Regions from separate parts of the Homo sapiens genome. Here region 2 is linked to region 1. The links are chromatin contacts, found by Hi-C or POLR2A ChIA-PET in ENCODE. All regions are on one chromosome and are shown on one strand. Each heading gives the region's core, a stretch centred on a gene start or an enhancer-like site at or near the end of the contact. The rest is flanking DNA. Distances are from core to core; before and after follow the strand shown.

Region 1 (7,264 bases), core at 3,068-5,567:
CCAGGATGGTCTTGATCTCCTGACCTTGTGATCTGCCCGCCTCGGCCTCTCAAAGTGCTGGGATTGCAGGCGTGAGCCACCGCGCCTGGCCAAATTTTATACTGATTTTTGCACAATATAAAAAGATGCTCCCTGCTGTTTTTGTTTGTTTGTTTGTTTTTTGCATTGCATCAAAATATTCCTAGGCTGAACTTTGTTACTGATATCATTTCAGAAAATTTACATTTATTATTCAGAAGATTTGTCATTATGGTATTTTTTAAAACTTTAAAAAACATACTAAAAATTTGTTATTGCTTCCTTTTTTGTGCTTATTTTTCGTATTTTATTGTAAATTCTTGCATTTATAAATATCAAAGCACTGCACCCTAACTATTCACAAGAATTTCAAAGCATCAGCAATGTCATCAAAGTAGAAACAATAGAACCAAAATAGAAGGAATAGCAATGATGTAATTTGAAGATAATAATAAACTGGCTATTCTCCTGCATCTTGGAATGCCTCCCTGCCCAGCAGAATATTTCTCACATTTATTTTCACAGGATACCTTTTATCATCAGAACATTTCTATAGCACTGGATGATAAACTAAACAGTTTATATTAGAATTTATATTAGTAATTAATTTTTTTTTAAGACAGTGTCTCATTTGTCACCTAGGCTGGAGTGCAGTGGTGCGATCCCGGTTCACCACAACCTCTGCCTCCCGGGTTCAAGCAACTTTCCTGCCTCAGCCTCCCGAGTAGCTAGGATTACAGGCGAATGTCACCACACCTGGCTAGTGTGTGTGTGTGTGTGTGTGTGTGTGTGTGTGTGTGTGCATGTGTGTGAGATGGATTTTTGCTCCTCTCATCCAAGCTGGAGTGCAATGGTGCAATCTTGGTTCACTGCAACCTCCGCCTCCTAGGTTCAAGTGATTCTCCTGCCTTAGCCTCCCGAGTAGCTGGGATTACAGGCACACACCACCACGCTCGGCTACTTTTTGTACTTTTAGTAGAGATGGGGTTTCACCATGTTGGCCAGGCTGGTCTGGAACTCCTGACCTCAGGTGATCCACCCACCTCAGTCTCCCAAAGTGCTGGGATTATAGGCGTGAGCCCCTGTGCCTGGCCTATATTAGTAATTAATTTTACCTCTCATTGCAGTTACTGTTTTTCTATTTACTAACTGGTATTGAAACATTTCAACAGTTAAGCATGTTTAGACACACATGCATATGCACACACAGGACAAATTAAGAACAATGAACATGAATCAAATTGGCAATTTCCAGTGATTTTAGAGGTAAACTAGAAATCTGCCCTGGCCTCCATTCTCAAATGAAGCCTAAATTTGACCTAGGGTGAACACTTCCTGGGGTGCCTATGTGGCCCCTGCTTCTGGGGACTCAGAACACCCACAGGCTTGTGTTGGGGGCAGCCATAGTTACATGATCCTGCCTTCCTCAGTCCCATTCCTGGCTTCCGATGATTGTTCAGGGCCCAGCACCCAGCTGAAGTTAGGTTGATCAGAATCCCCTCCTTAAGAATTTGGTGGCTGGGCCCAGTGGCTCACGCCTGTAATCTTAGCACTTTGGGAGGCCGAGGCAGGCGGGTTACCTAAGGTCAGGGGTTCAAGATCAGCCTGGCCAACATGGTGAAACCCCGCCTCTACTAAAAAAGCAAAAAAAATTTTAGCTAGGTGCAGTGGCACGCAACTGTAATCCCAGCTACTTGGGAGGCTGAGGCAGGAGAATCGCTTGAACCTGGAAGGCGGAGGTTGCGGTGAGCCGAGATCGTAACACTGTACTCCACCCTGGGCGACAGAGCAAGACTTCGTCTCAAAAAAAAAAAAAATTTGGTTTGGAGACTGGGGCTGCCATTGCCACCATGTAGGAGATCTCAGGCAAGAGAACAAAGCAGGGGCACAGACGGAAGGCAGTTCTCTTTGAGATCCTGGTTCTGCGGGTAGTTTGCTTTTGAAGCCCAACTTTGAACTCTGAGAAGCACACCTGTATCTTTATCTACATTCTTTATTTTTCACTTTATCACATTTGACGTTTGCTATTTGCTACCAACATAGTCCTAACTAAACATTTTTTAGCAAAGCACCCCCTGCCTCCTGCCCCCACTTCTTTTCTGACTCTTGAGGTCAGAAATCCTGCACATTTTGCTTTTCAAATGGATATGTCCATGGGGCCCATGTTTGGCCTGTGAATACAGGACACGCATGTCCAAACGAAGGGCCTATTGGAGGTTTCTGAAAAATACCTTCATGTGGCCGGGCGCAGTGGCTCACGCCTGTAATCCCAGCACTTTGGTAGGCCGAGGTGGGCGGATCACGAGGTCAGGAGATGGAGACTGTCCTGGCTAACACGGTGAAACCCCGTCTCTACTAAAAACATACAAAAAATTAACCGGGCGTGGTGGCGGGTGCCTGTAGTCCCAGTTACTCCGGAGGCTGAGGCAGGAGAATGGCGTGAACCCGGGAGGCAGAGCTTGCAGTGAGCTGAGATCGTGCCACTGCACTCCAGTCTGGGCGACAGAGCAAGACTCCGTCTCAAAACAAACAAACAAACAAACAAAAAACCTTCATGTGGCTAGGTGAGGTGGCTCACACCTATAATCCCAGCACTTTGGGAGGCCGAAGTGGGCGGATCGCTTGAAGTTGGGAGTTTTGAGACCAGCCTAGCCAACATGGTGAAACCCCACCTCTACTAAAAAAAAAAAAATTAGCCGGGCATGGTGGTGCAGGTCTGCAATCCCAGATACTTGGGAGGCTGAGGCAGGAGAATCACTTGAACCCAGGAGGCGGAGGCTGCAGTGGGCCGAGATCATGCCATTGCACTCCAGCCTGGGCAACAGAGCAAGACTCTGTCTCAAAACAAAAAACAGGCCGGGCGTGGTGGCTCACGCCTGTAATCCCAGCACTTTGAGAGGCCGAGACAGGCTGATCCCTTGAAGTTGGGAGTTTGAGACCAGCCTGGCCAACATGGTGAAACCCCATCTCTACTAAGATACAAAAATTAGCTGGGCGTGGTGGTGCGTGCCTGTAATTCTAGCTGCTTGGGAGGCTCAGGCAGCAGAATCACTTGCACTTGGGAGGCAGAGGTTGCAGTGAACCAAGATTGTGCTACCGCACTCCAGCCTGGGTGACAGAGTAAGATTCTGTCTCAAAAAAAAAAAAAAAAAAAAAAGTAAACAAAAAAATAGACTGTAGAGAATCTTTCAGTGAGGTAAGGAATCATCTCCATCCATTTTTGGGTGTATGTGCAAACTTGCTTAAGTTGCTGTCAACTTTTGAAGGCTCCAGATTTTCAGTGTCTAACACAACCACCTGGGCCAGATGTAAGTAAGGACAGGATAACGTAAGCGTGCACAGTAGCAGAAGCAGAAACTCAAGGCCCTACGTTTTGAGCGTGTGAGGAAGGAGCGTTCTCTCAGAATCCTGGAGCTGACTCTGTCATGGTTCAGAGATCAGCTTGCAGGGACAGGCAGTGGCAGTCGAGGTGGTGACAGACCCCAAAAGCACATACCCTATACAACCGAACACACACTCAAGTGTGGAGCCTGCGTATTCCATGGTAGTTTCAAGCATATTGTTTATTAAATGGTTTCATAAGACACTTCTTTGCGGGAAACCTGACAATCTGTTCCTTGTCACTTGGACAGCTTTAACAATCAGGTAGAAAAGAAAGCTCCCTTCGGCCATGTGAAGTAAGCCCGAGGTCAAACTAGCCTGACACTAGGAGCTCCCAGGAGAACCTTGAAAACGTGTGCGATTCTGAGTCGGTGTGCAGAAACGATTCTCTGCGAAGAGGGCCCTGAGCTGTCACCAGCTTCTCGCAGTCAAGGGACCCCCAAAAGGTGCAGAATCCCGCCTGTCACCGTCCCTCTAGGGATCCTAAGCGAGTAAACCCCGAGAGGCGTCCGAAGGCTGGCAGTTTGGCAGCGTGAACTCTGGTTTTCCAGAGCGCGGGCAAAGCCTGGAGTAGCAGTTGCTCCTTTGCTCTGGCAGGAATCTGGGGGTCTACCCTGCGCAGATAATCCCGTCCTGCCTGCAGCTGGGGTTCAAGACCCGCTTCTCTGAAGTCCGCCTCCCAGCGGCCTGGAGCCCGGGGCGTGGTCGGCTCGAATCTGCTCCCCAGGCCCAGAACGGAGCCCGCAGCCCGTAACCCGCTGTGGCCGCAGCGGGTCGCGCCCTTCGTCCCCGCCTCAGGAGCGGCCGAGGATCTGCCCAGCTGCGGGCGCCAAGCCCTGGCCGCACTCCTTTCCCCGGCGGAGGGAGCCGGCTGGCGCTGCGGCCTTCAAGGCGCGCGGACGTCGCGGAGGGCAGCCAGTCGCGCGGGAGCGGGTAGCGCGCGCGAGGGCGTTGGGCGCCGCCGCGAGGCGGGGAAGCGCGGGGCCGCGGCGGTGCGGGTTCTAGGGCGGCGGCCGTCGCCGTCGCAGCAGCGCCCCGAGCGGGGAGGGCCGAGGAGGCCCGACGAGCTGGGGATGGAGAGTACCGGGCCCCTCACTGCCTCAGAGCGCGTGTGCGGCTCTGGGCGCGCACAGTGACGGTGACGGCACCCCTGGCCCGGCAGCGCCGAGGCCGCTTCGCCAGACAGCCAGCGGCCGGCGGCAGGCCGGGCCATGAGCGGCAGGGGCCGGGCCGGGCCTCGCTGACCCTGGCTCCGCGCGGCAGCTTCCCCAGTTTCCGCTCCGGTCTCTCGGCATGAGAGTCCGCCCGGGCCCGGGGCTGCGGCTGCCCCAGACCCGCCGCACGCTGGCGCGCTCCGGGCCCGCGGAGCCGCGGTGCTGATACCTGCGCCGCACTGCGCCGCCCGCCCGTCCGCTGTGTGCCCCGGGGGCGCGGCCATGGAGGTGGTGGGTGACTTCGAGTACAGCAAGAGGGATCTCGTGGGACACGGGGCCTTCGCCGTGGTCTTCCGGGGGCGGCACCGCCAGGTGAGCGCCGGCCGGGGCGAGGCCGGGCCCCGGGCGGCAGGCACGGGGCTAGGTGGTTCTGAAACTTGGCGCAGCCGCGAGCCGAGACCCCCGACTCGGCTAGCCGCCCGGGTATGCTATTGTGCGCGCAGCCCGTCTCGCCGTTTGTTTTGGTCCTGTGAGGGTTGTTGTGAGGCCCAAGCCTCTGGCAGCGCTCCGCCTACCGACCGGCTGCTGCTGATCCTCCTGTGTGCCCGGGGCCCACCCCGCGGTCCGCCCGCAGGAGCGTTTGCACCCAGGTTACCCTGGACCCAAAATAGACGGTACTGCACCGTGCAGACTCGAGGGTTGGGCGTGAATGGACCTTTGGTTTTTTTCCCCGTGCCCAGGGCTGGTCACTTTTGAGGTTGATAATTACAGACCCAGCGGAAAATGGGCGGATGTCCCATTAGCCTCAGGCTTTCGCAGCCTGGGAGGTGTCACCTTTCCCAGCACTGGTCCCCTGCACCCCGAAGAGCCCCCGTACCGTTTTCCCCCCCGGAGTCAGATAGACGAGCTCCGGGTGAGAAAGGTGGTTGGACAATTCATTTTCAATCACCTTGAACATGAAATCACCTTTAAGCCTTAAAAAAATTGTTTTAAGCCTTTGCTGTTTCGCAAGTACAGTTACACGAGGTTTTAGAATCTAAAGAATTTGGAAAGGCATATCGGGAGTGGAAATAATCTTAAAGGGTGTGGCAGTTCTGATTGTTGCCCAAGGGGCGTGTTAAAAGTGGGCTGACTTTGTTGCTTATCGGATGAAGTAATGCTACTTTTCTTATTTATTTATTTATTTATTTTTGAGACAGAGTCTCGCTTTGTCGCCGAGGCTGGAGTGCCGTGGCGAGATCTCCGCTCACTGCAACCGCTGCCTCCCGGGCTCAAGCGATTCTCCTGCCTCAGCCTCCTGAGTAGCTGGGATTACAGGTGCCCGCCACCACGCCCGCCTAATTTTTTTTTTTTTGTATTTTTAGTAGAGATGGGGTTTCACCACGTTGGCCAGTGTGGTCTTGAACTCCTGACCTCAGGTGATCCGATCTGCCCGCCTCAGCCTCCCAAAGTGCTGGGATTACAGGTGTGAGCCACGGCTCCCGGCCTACTTTTCATTTATTAGGAAAATAATTTAGAACTCAAGCACGGTGTAATCCTTCCAAGCTAACAAATAACTTTTCAATTAACTGTATCACCTTCCAAGTTTATTTCTACATTTGTCCATAACTTTGAAGTGGTTGTGAACTGTTCTTTTTTCATTTAATGTTAGTTACCATGTGGACTTCATATTTGTTATTTTTAGAAGTTGTGTTGTAGGATCTTGGCATATTGCACTATAATTTATGAAATCACTTTCCAATTATTGAAAATAATTCCATTTTTCCCCAATGCCGTACATTTATTTGCCAAAAACACCTTCGCGCTTGTAAATTTTTTTCTGTTATTTATGTGGAATGGTATCTAGGAGTAACACTGTTTTTCCTTTTCAGAAAACTGATTGGGAGGTAGCTATTAAAAGTATTAATAAAAAGAACTTGTCAAAATCACAAATACTGCTTGGAAAGGAAATTAAAATCTTAAAGGTATGTTACTTTATGTAGTAGTATTCATATAAGGTTAAAACTTAATTTAAATGAATACATGCTGCCATCCTTTTCAATTTTGGTAGTTGGGTCCAAGTTTGAGAATTTTCAACTGTTGCTCTCCTTTTTGCATGCTCACTTTTTTAAAACATTGAGTACTCGGAAGCTATTTTTAAGAACCAAAGCTCAGAGGGATTCTGTGAAGACTGAGTTTAGCTTCTCATCATTTCTCTTTTTCCTAGTGACTGTGTTGTTGTTTGAGAAGAGGGCCAGGCAGACCCATCTTGTACATTGTTTTTACCTCTCCTGTTGTCCCCTTTCATGTTACTACTAAGTTTTTTGGGGGGAGTAGGGGTGCTTGGGGTCTTTCTTTAAATTGAAGAAAGTTATATTCCTTGGAGGTGGCCTTTTTAGATCACTCACAACCAGTGTTATCTAAGTGGGATGGTTTGAGAAGATGGTTGAGTACGTTTGGAAAACCCCATTTACTAAATACTTCTTGGAGAGTCACAAAGCCTATGGCTCATTAAAGAAAGTCTGAAAAATTCTACAATGAAGAAACTTGTTTCAAAGTACTTAACCTGGTGTTTTCCAAACTAATACAAGCGTGGAACCCTCATTTAACACCCGATTTCCTCAAAACTGCTTCCTGTGGAGAGCTCTTTTTTAAGAATTGTAGCTCTTTGAGCTAAAAATCATATTTTCTTTCAGTGAGATAATGTGCTTTTTGTTTGATCAGGCACATTT
Region 2 (7,264 bases), core at 1,255-3,754, 250 kb before region 1:
ACTTCCAACATCCCCTTCCTCCACTCTCACCCCAGCAAGCCAACCCATCCATGGTTTTCTTTCAGCCCCTGTTTCCTAATCTGCAAGTCCTGGTACCAATATTTATATCCCATGGACTTGGACAGTCTGCTTAATCTCTTTATGCCTCAGTCTCCTGATCTATAAAATGGGAATGATAATAAGGATACTATTTCATAGGGCTGTAGTAAAGACTAAAGGAGACCATATTCATCGCACACTGAGAACAGTGGTTAGCACATAGTGAGCAAAGAATGCTAGTCACCGGTAATAGTAATTCTACAACAGGTAAAGATGATGAGGGAAGAAAACAAGTCTCCCTACCTGAGACAAACAGAGTAGCAGAAAAAAGAACTCTGGAGTCGGACCTGGGTTTGAATTTGGGAACACTACCTATCCTGGAGCTTTCGCTTCTTCACATGTCAGATGGGGATAAGAATACTTACCTTCCATGTTAGACGAGTTCCCCTCCTCATGTCAGAGAGGACAGAGTTATTCCCTCCTCATGTCAGAGAGGACAGGTGTCTCAGGTTGGAGCCTCAGGCATTACCTGGTTGTGATGCAGGTAACTGGGAGCATGCAGGGGTCCAGGTATCAGCGAGGACACTGACAGTTTCTTGGCAGTGAGCCAATCACGACTGCTTGCCCTTACTGATCACCATCTGAGATGTCTGAGATTCTGCAAGCATCAGAGTTTGGCCACAGTAAAACTAGCCCTTCACATTTATTTTGCCTTTTAGAAAACACTGATATCAGTTTAAAATAGTGACATGTCTTTGGATCCCACGTGTGCTATATAAAGAAACATCTAAATGGGCACTTCCATGTCTCGTGGTTTTAAAAATGTTTTAAATGTGGCTACATGAACCTCCTTCTAGCCGACTGCTGTCTCCAGAAGAGATCCACGTTCACTCCTCATCCCTTGGGAAGGCCCATCAGATTTCATCTCACTCATCCCACTGCTAACATGAGCAGAAATCTTACCCTACACCAACTTTACAATCCATCAGGAGAATCCAGCAATCCCACTTCCAGGTATATACCCTCAAAAAGTCAAAGCAGTGTCTCAAGGAGATATCTGTACACCTGTGTACAGAGCAGCATTATTCACAATAGCCAAAAGGTAGAAATAGGCCAAGGGTCCTTCAACAGGTGAATGGATAAAGAAGATACGGTATATCCAGACAAGGAAATATTATTTAGCCTCAAAAACGAAGGAAATTCTGACACATGCTACAGTGTGGATGTACCTTGAGGATATTATGCTGAGTGAAATAAGCCGGTTGCAAAAGGACAAACACTGTGTGATGCCACTCCTATGAGGAACTGAGAGCAGTCAGATTCAGAGACAAAGAACAGAATGGTGCTTGCCGGGAGCTGAGGGAAGGGGAATGGGAAGCGAGTGTTTAATGGGGACAGAGTTTCACTTTGAGAAGATGAAACAGTTCTGGAAATGGAAGGTGGTGATGGTTGTACAACAATGTGAATGAACTTAATGCCGCTGAACTGTACACTTAAAAATGATTATGTGTATTTTTCCACAATTCAAAAACCAGGAAAGTTGAGAGCCAGCTGGCTCTCCCCTTCAGAATATATCCAGACGCAGCTGCTGTTCCCCGGTGCCATGGCTGCCAGCCCAGCCCAGGTCACTTCTTTCCTAGACCACAGCCCTAGCCTCCAAGCTGGTCTGCTTACCCCATCTGTCCACTCTCAACAAGCAGCCCAAAGCAGTCCTTTTAAAATGAGGTTGGGTCATATCACTGCTCTGTGCAAAACCTTGCAAAAGTTCCCCAGTGGAGTCAAGAGTAAAAAATCCAAAGTCCTGACAGTGACTCGCAAGCTCCCCCATCTTTCTATCCTCCTCCCCAACTGCTTGTTCACTCTGCTGCGGCCCCACTGGTCTTCCTGCCACTCCCTTGACGTGGGGGACACGGGCCAGCCGTCATCTCTGCCTGGAATGTCCACCACTCCAGCTGTTCACCTGGCTTTCTCATCTCTCCCACGTCTTGCTCATGTACCTTTATGAAGGCAGGGATGTTTGTCCTGCTCACTCATATAGTCCTTTTGCCTAGAACAGTGCCAGGCACATGGTAGCCACTCAAAGATATTTGTTGAATTAATCAATAAATACAAGCATTGTTTCTAAAGTCAGAAACATTTGTCAGAACCAGAACTTGTAGCAGAGGAGAAGGTGGGTGCTTTTGACAAGGCTGCCACCTAGTGGCTGGATTCCTTGACAGCCTTCTGGGGGTTCCACAACCTTTCACTTGACCCTGGGGCAGGCAGGGAGGACCCTGCACACAAGGAACCTCCTCATTCTCTAAAAGCCACACCACTGTGTAACATGAGATACACACAAAGGACACCTCAGGGAGAAAAAGAATAATAAGAACTGGAATCCAGGCCAGGCGCAGTGGCTCATGTCTGTAATCCCAGCACTTTGGGAGGCCAAGGCAGGAGGAGCCCAGGAGTTCAAGACCAGCCTGGGCAACATGGCGAGACCCCGGTGGTGTGCACCTGTAGTCCCAGCTACTCGAGAGCTGGGGCAGGAGGATTGCTTGAGCCCAGAAGTTGGAGGCTGCAATGAGCTATGATTGCACCACTGCACTCCAGCCTGGACAACAGAGCAAAACTCCGTCTATAGAAAAAACAACAACAACAAAAAAAAGAATTCAGAATTCTTTTTTGGAATTCAGATAAGTGAATAATATTAATGAAATAAAACCAATTAGAAAAAGTGGATGTTCCATATGGAAACCTGTGGTGGGCACGGGAGAGAAAAAGTAAAACTGGTTTGACCTTTCCAAAGCCAAGGTTCCTGGTCTAGATAAAATAACCATGCTCTTCCTATGGCTATTGTGAGCATGAATAGAGACAGCAGCTCAGAGAAGCCGGCACAGTGCAGGCAGGTGGCAGGGCTCAAAAATAGAAGCCCCTTTTGTGATTTTTGCTGTGTTCTTGCTATTGTTGGAGCAAACTTTGGCATAGCCCCAGAGAACAGCATAAGGCCTGGAAACCAGAAACTGGAAATAGTCTTGAAAAGAATGAGGAAGCTCATGCCTCCCCATTCAAGCAGTTCCAATACCACCCATGACAGATGGCAAGTTGGCGCCCTAGGCAAGGCTGAGACAATAATATAATTATTACGACCAAAAGATTACATGATTTCTCCTGGAGTAGATTTCAGGGATTCTCCCTGAGGACAGATCAGCTCCCAGGAAAGGGTGCAATAAAATATAGGCTGACTATAGATTTAATTCTTGTAAGTTCAAAATCACAACACTGTATTAAAATTTCATGACAAAAATCTTTCTCAAAATTAATACAATTGAAATAAAATATAGATAATACCATGCTATGCATCGTAGAAAACTTGTCCCCAAGTCAAAAGTACAAAAACTAAGTCTTGCATGGCATAAAAAGAATTCTGCCCCCTACAAGTCTAATATATAGTTGATTTCCTGTGAAAAGAAATTTCCTCTGAAAGGAAATCAACTATATATTGCCAGAAGTCCCCCAATTTCCTTTAATTTTATTCTTTTCCTTCACAGCTGAGCCTATAGAAAATTGGTTTAAGTCCAGTGAACATCTAATTTCTAACACACTAAATAATTTCCATCTTTGTATCAACTGTATTTTTTTTTTGAGACTGAGTCTCACTGTGTTGCCCAGGCTCGAGTGCAGTGGCACAATCTCGGCTCACTGCAGCCTCCACCTCCCAGGTTCAAGAGATTCTTCTGCCTCAGCCTCCCAAGTAGCTGGGATTACAGGCACCCGCCACAACACTTGGCTAATTTTTTTCTATTTTTAGTAAAGAAGGGGTTTCGCCATGTTGGCCAGGCTGGTCTCCAAATATCTCAGGTGATCCGCCTGCCTCGGCCTCCCAGAGTGCTGGGATTACAGGCATAAGCCACCCCACCCGGCAGTACTGAGATTTTAAAACCCAAGCTTATTACTACAGGGTGAGTATCCCTTATCCAAAATGCTCAGGACCATAAGTGTTCTGGATTTCTGATTTTTTATTTTGGAATATTTGCATTATACTTACCAGTTCAGCATCTCTAATCCAAAAATCCAAAATCCAAAATGCCCCAGTGAGCATTTCCTTTGAGCATCATGTCAGTGCTCAAAACATTTCAGATTTTGAAGCATTTGGGATTTTGAATTTTTGGATTTGGGATGTTCAGCCTGTACAACTAGTTGCTGTAATCCCAACCAGCACTTTCATTTTCCTCGTTTTCACGCATGTAAAATAGACAAAATGCAATCAAATATTGAAATGATTACCGAAACAATACTATACAACTGTAGAGGTGATAACACCTGCAACAGACAGGCACTGCATACCACTGCTCCTAATGGTCTGTCCTAATAGACTGGTATTCACCTATTCCAAATGAGGCAGTCTGGGGACAGCATGACAATGTACAAAAGTATCAGCTGTCCAAAGGTGCTACAAAAATGTTGAGGACTACTGACATTTAAAAATAAAAGCTCTTGGCTGGGTGTGGTGGCTCACGCCTGTAATCCCAGCACTTTGGGAGGCTGAGGCAGGTGGATCACCTGAGGTTGGGAGTTCAAGACCAGCCTGACCAACATGGAGAAACCCGATCTCAACTAAAAGTACAACATTAGCTGGGCGTGGTGGCGCAAGCCTGTAATCCCAGCTACTCAGGAGGCTGAGGCAGGAGAATCACTTGAACTCAGGAGGCGGAGGTTGTGGAGCGCCATGGCACTCCAGCCTGGGCAACAAGAGCGAAACTCCGTCTCAAAAAATAAAATAAATTTAAAAAAATAAAAGCTTCAGAAACAAAATGTAATTTTCAAATTCAACCCTATTAACTCAAATAATTTAATTTCACTTAAATGAAGTAACTGACAAACAATTTGTATAACTAGGAGAATAATAACTGTCACTTACTTTTCATTACAGTCTATATAAATTATTCACAGACCTTTTTCCCAACATCACTGTATAGTAGATATGTAGTTATTTCCTTCCTTTGACAAATAAAGGATGCCAATGCCCCTTGGGGCATGGGAACTTGTCTACTTTAGGAGCCAATATGAAACCAAGGTCTTTTCCTAGAATCCTGTGCAAAGGAGCAGATGCTATAAGCAAACAATAAAAAAAAATCCACCAACAAATGGCTAAAGAACACTACAAAAGGCAAGTAGAAGAGGAAGGATTTTGTGAAGGCAAAAAAAAGTTTAGTTTATATTTATATTGTCTAAATTTATGTTGTATTTACCTTGTTTTTAATTTTGTATAGCAATGTATGCATATGTTTAAAATGTTCAAACAGCACAGGAAAATCTAAAATGAAAAAATTTTCCTCTGCCACTATCAATTCTGCTAACTCTCCTCAAAGATAATCATTCTGACATCCTTCCAGGAAAAAAAAGTTGATTTTAATAATTAATATATACTTCTAAAACCAAAACCAAATTAAGGTTATACCATATGCACCATATTATTTTCCCCACTTAGTAATGTATATTGGAAATCTTTCCCTATCAGTACACACAAATCTACTGTATTCATTTTCATGCCTGTATACTATTCTACTGCACCAAAATCACATTGTTCAACCAGCCCTGTATGAATACATACTTAGGTTGTTTCCCATATTATACTATTATAAATAATCATGCAACTGAACTTGCTCATACATGTTGGCATCCTTTTCCAAGAATATCAGTAACCGTTAAGTGCTAAATAATAGAAATGCTTGGTGAAAGATTAAATTAAGATTTAGATAGATATTACCAACTTGTCCTTGTGCATCAACCATATGTGGCTCTTTACACCCTTAATGACACCAGAAATGATAAACTGTTTTAATTTTTGCTAATGTATTAGCGGAAATTATATATCTAATTGTTGTTTTGCTTTATTTATTTATTTATTTATTATTTATTTATTGTGAGACAGGGTCTCACTGTTGCCCAGGCCGGAGTGCAGTGGCATGATTTCAGTTCACTGCAACCTTCACTTCCCAGGTTCAAGTGATCCTCCCACCTCTGTCTCCCAACTAGCTGGGACTACAGGTGCACGCTTCCATGCTTGGCTAATTTTTGTATTTTTTGTACAGACAGGGTTTCACCATTTTGCCCAGATTGGTCTCGAACTCCTGGGCTCAAGCAATCAGCCCGCCTCAGCTTCCCAAGGTGCTAGGATTACAGGCGTTGAGCCACCGCACCCAGCCTTGCTTTACATTTCTTAAGTAAGGCTTAGTATCTTTCCACTAGCCATCTGTATTTTTCATGGGCGCTATATATATTTCTATTATATTATTTTTCCTTTTCTTTTTTTTTTTTTTTTTTGAGACAATCATCCCACCTCAGCCTCCCAAGCAGCTGGGACTACAGGCACGCACCCAGCTAATTTTTATTTATTTATTTTTGTAGAGATGAGGTCTCACTATGTTGCCCAGGCTGGTCTTCAACTCCTGGGCTCAAGCAATCCTCCCACTTTGGCCTCCCAAATTGCTGGGATTATAGGCATGAGCCACCACATCTGGCCTATTTTTCTTTTTCTTATTGATTTGTATAAACTCTTTGTAAATAAGCATTTTGTTACATGTATTGCAAATAATTTCTTCTTTTTGCAAAGAAGTTTCTTATATTTATGTAAGTACATTTTTCATCTTTTCCTTTATGGCTTCTGTGTCTGTTCCTACTTAGAAAGGTTCTTCCAAGGCCAAGACTACAAATTAATTCTCTGATGCTTTCTCTTTGTAGTCTTGCAGTTTCATTTTTTAATATTTAAATCTTTAATCCTCCTAGAATTTATTTTGATGGGAGGAATGAGATAGGGATCCAGCTTTATTCCTTCCTAAATACTTACTCGGTCACATTTTTGAGTGAATTATCCACCGTGATATGAAATGCCACCTTTCCCCTGTACTAAATCTTCCAGTGTATTCTGCACTTTGTCCACCGTTCCACTGAGCTGCCTAGCACCTCTTCAGTTCCAGAATGCCTAAGGTTAATCCCCTGATTAGTATTGTCAGAATTTTCCTGGTTACTCTAGAATATTTATTCTGCTAGGTCAGGATTTCTCAGCAGCAGTACTGTTGACATTTTTGGGCAGGACACTCTCCACTGCAGGGACGGTCCTGCGCATCCTAGGATGTTTAGTATCTCTGGCTTCTACCCACTAGATGGCAGTAGCAGCCCCGAGTCATGACAGCCAAAAAAAAAAAAAAAAAAAAAAAAAAAAAAGTCTCCAGACACTGCCAAT

The links. A loop is a pair of places that touch in the nucleus more often than their neighbours do. ChIA-PET counts read pairs that join two places held with the same protein, here RNA polymerase II (POLR2A). Pooled maps may share reads with other maps.
Region 2: a map of sigmoid colon shows a loop between it and region 1 (4-fold over the local background). The contact joins the enhancer-like site here to the promoter of ULK2 in region 1. A Hi-C loop is called at or near these places in 1 of 168 maps with a recorded cell type or tissue (sigmoid colon) and 10 of 50 pooled maps. POLR2A ChIA-PET finds 5 or more read pairs at or near these places in 1 of 52 experiments (H1).

Annotation. Positions count from the first base shown.
Region 1 is chr17:19,864,989-19,872,252 of GRCh38, reverse strand. ULK2 (unc-51 like autophagy activating kinase 2) reads left to right here and starts at 4,317. Exons shown (of 27, transcript NM_014683.4): 1 at 4,317-4,925; 2 at 6,425-6,517. The coding sequence starts at 4,836. RefSeq lists silencers at 4,264-4,853, 4,934-5,113 and an enhancer at 4,692-5,200.
Region 2 is chr17:20,116,785-20,124,048 of GRCh38, reverse strand. The region is part of intron 3 of SPECC1 (sperm antigen with calponin homology and coiled-coil domains 1); the gene reads right to left. Among named protein-coding and RNA genes, the nearest start is that of SPECC1, 110 kb to the right of the region's middle. RefSeq lists a silencer at 880-1,105. Within about 2 kb of position 2,504, at least 4 of the 41 ENCODE cell types and tissues checked have a DNase peak (open chromatin) inside an H3K27ac peak, as active enhancers do.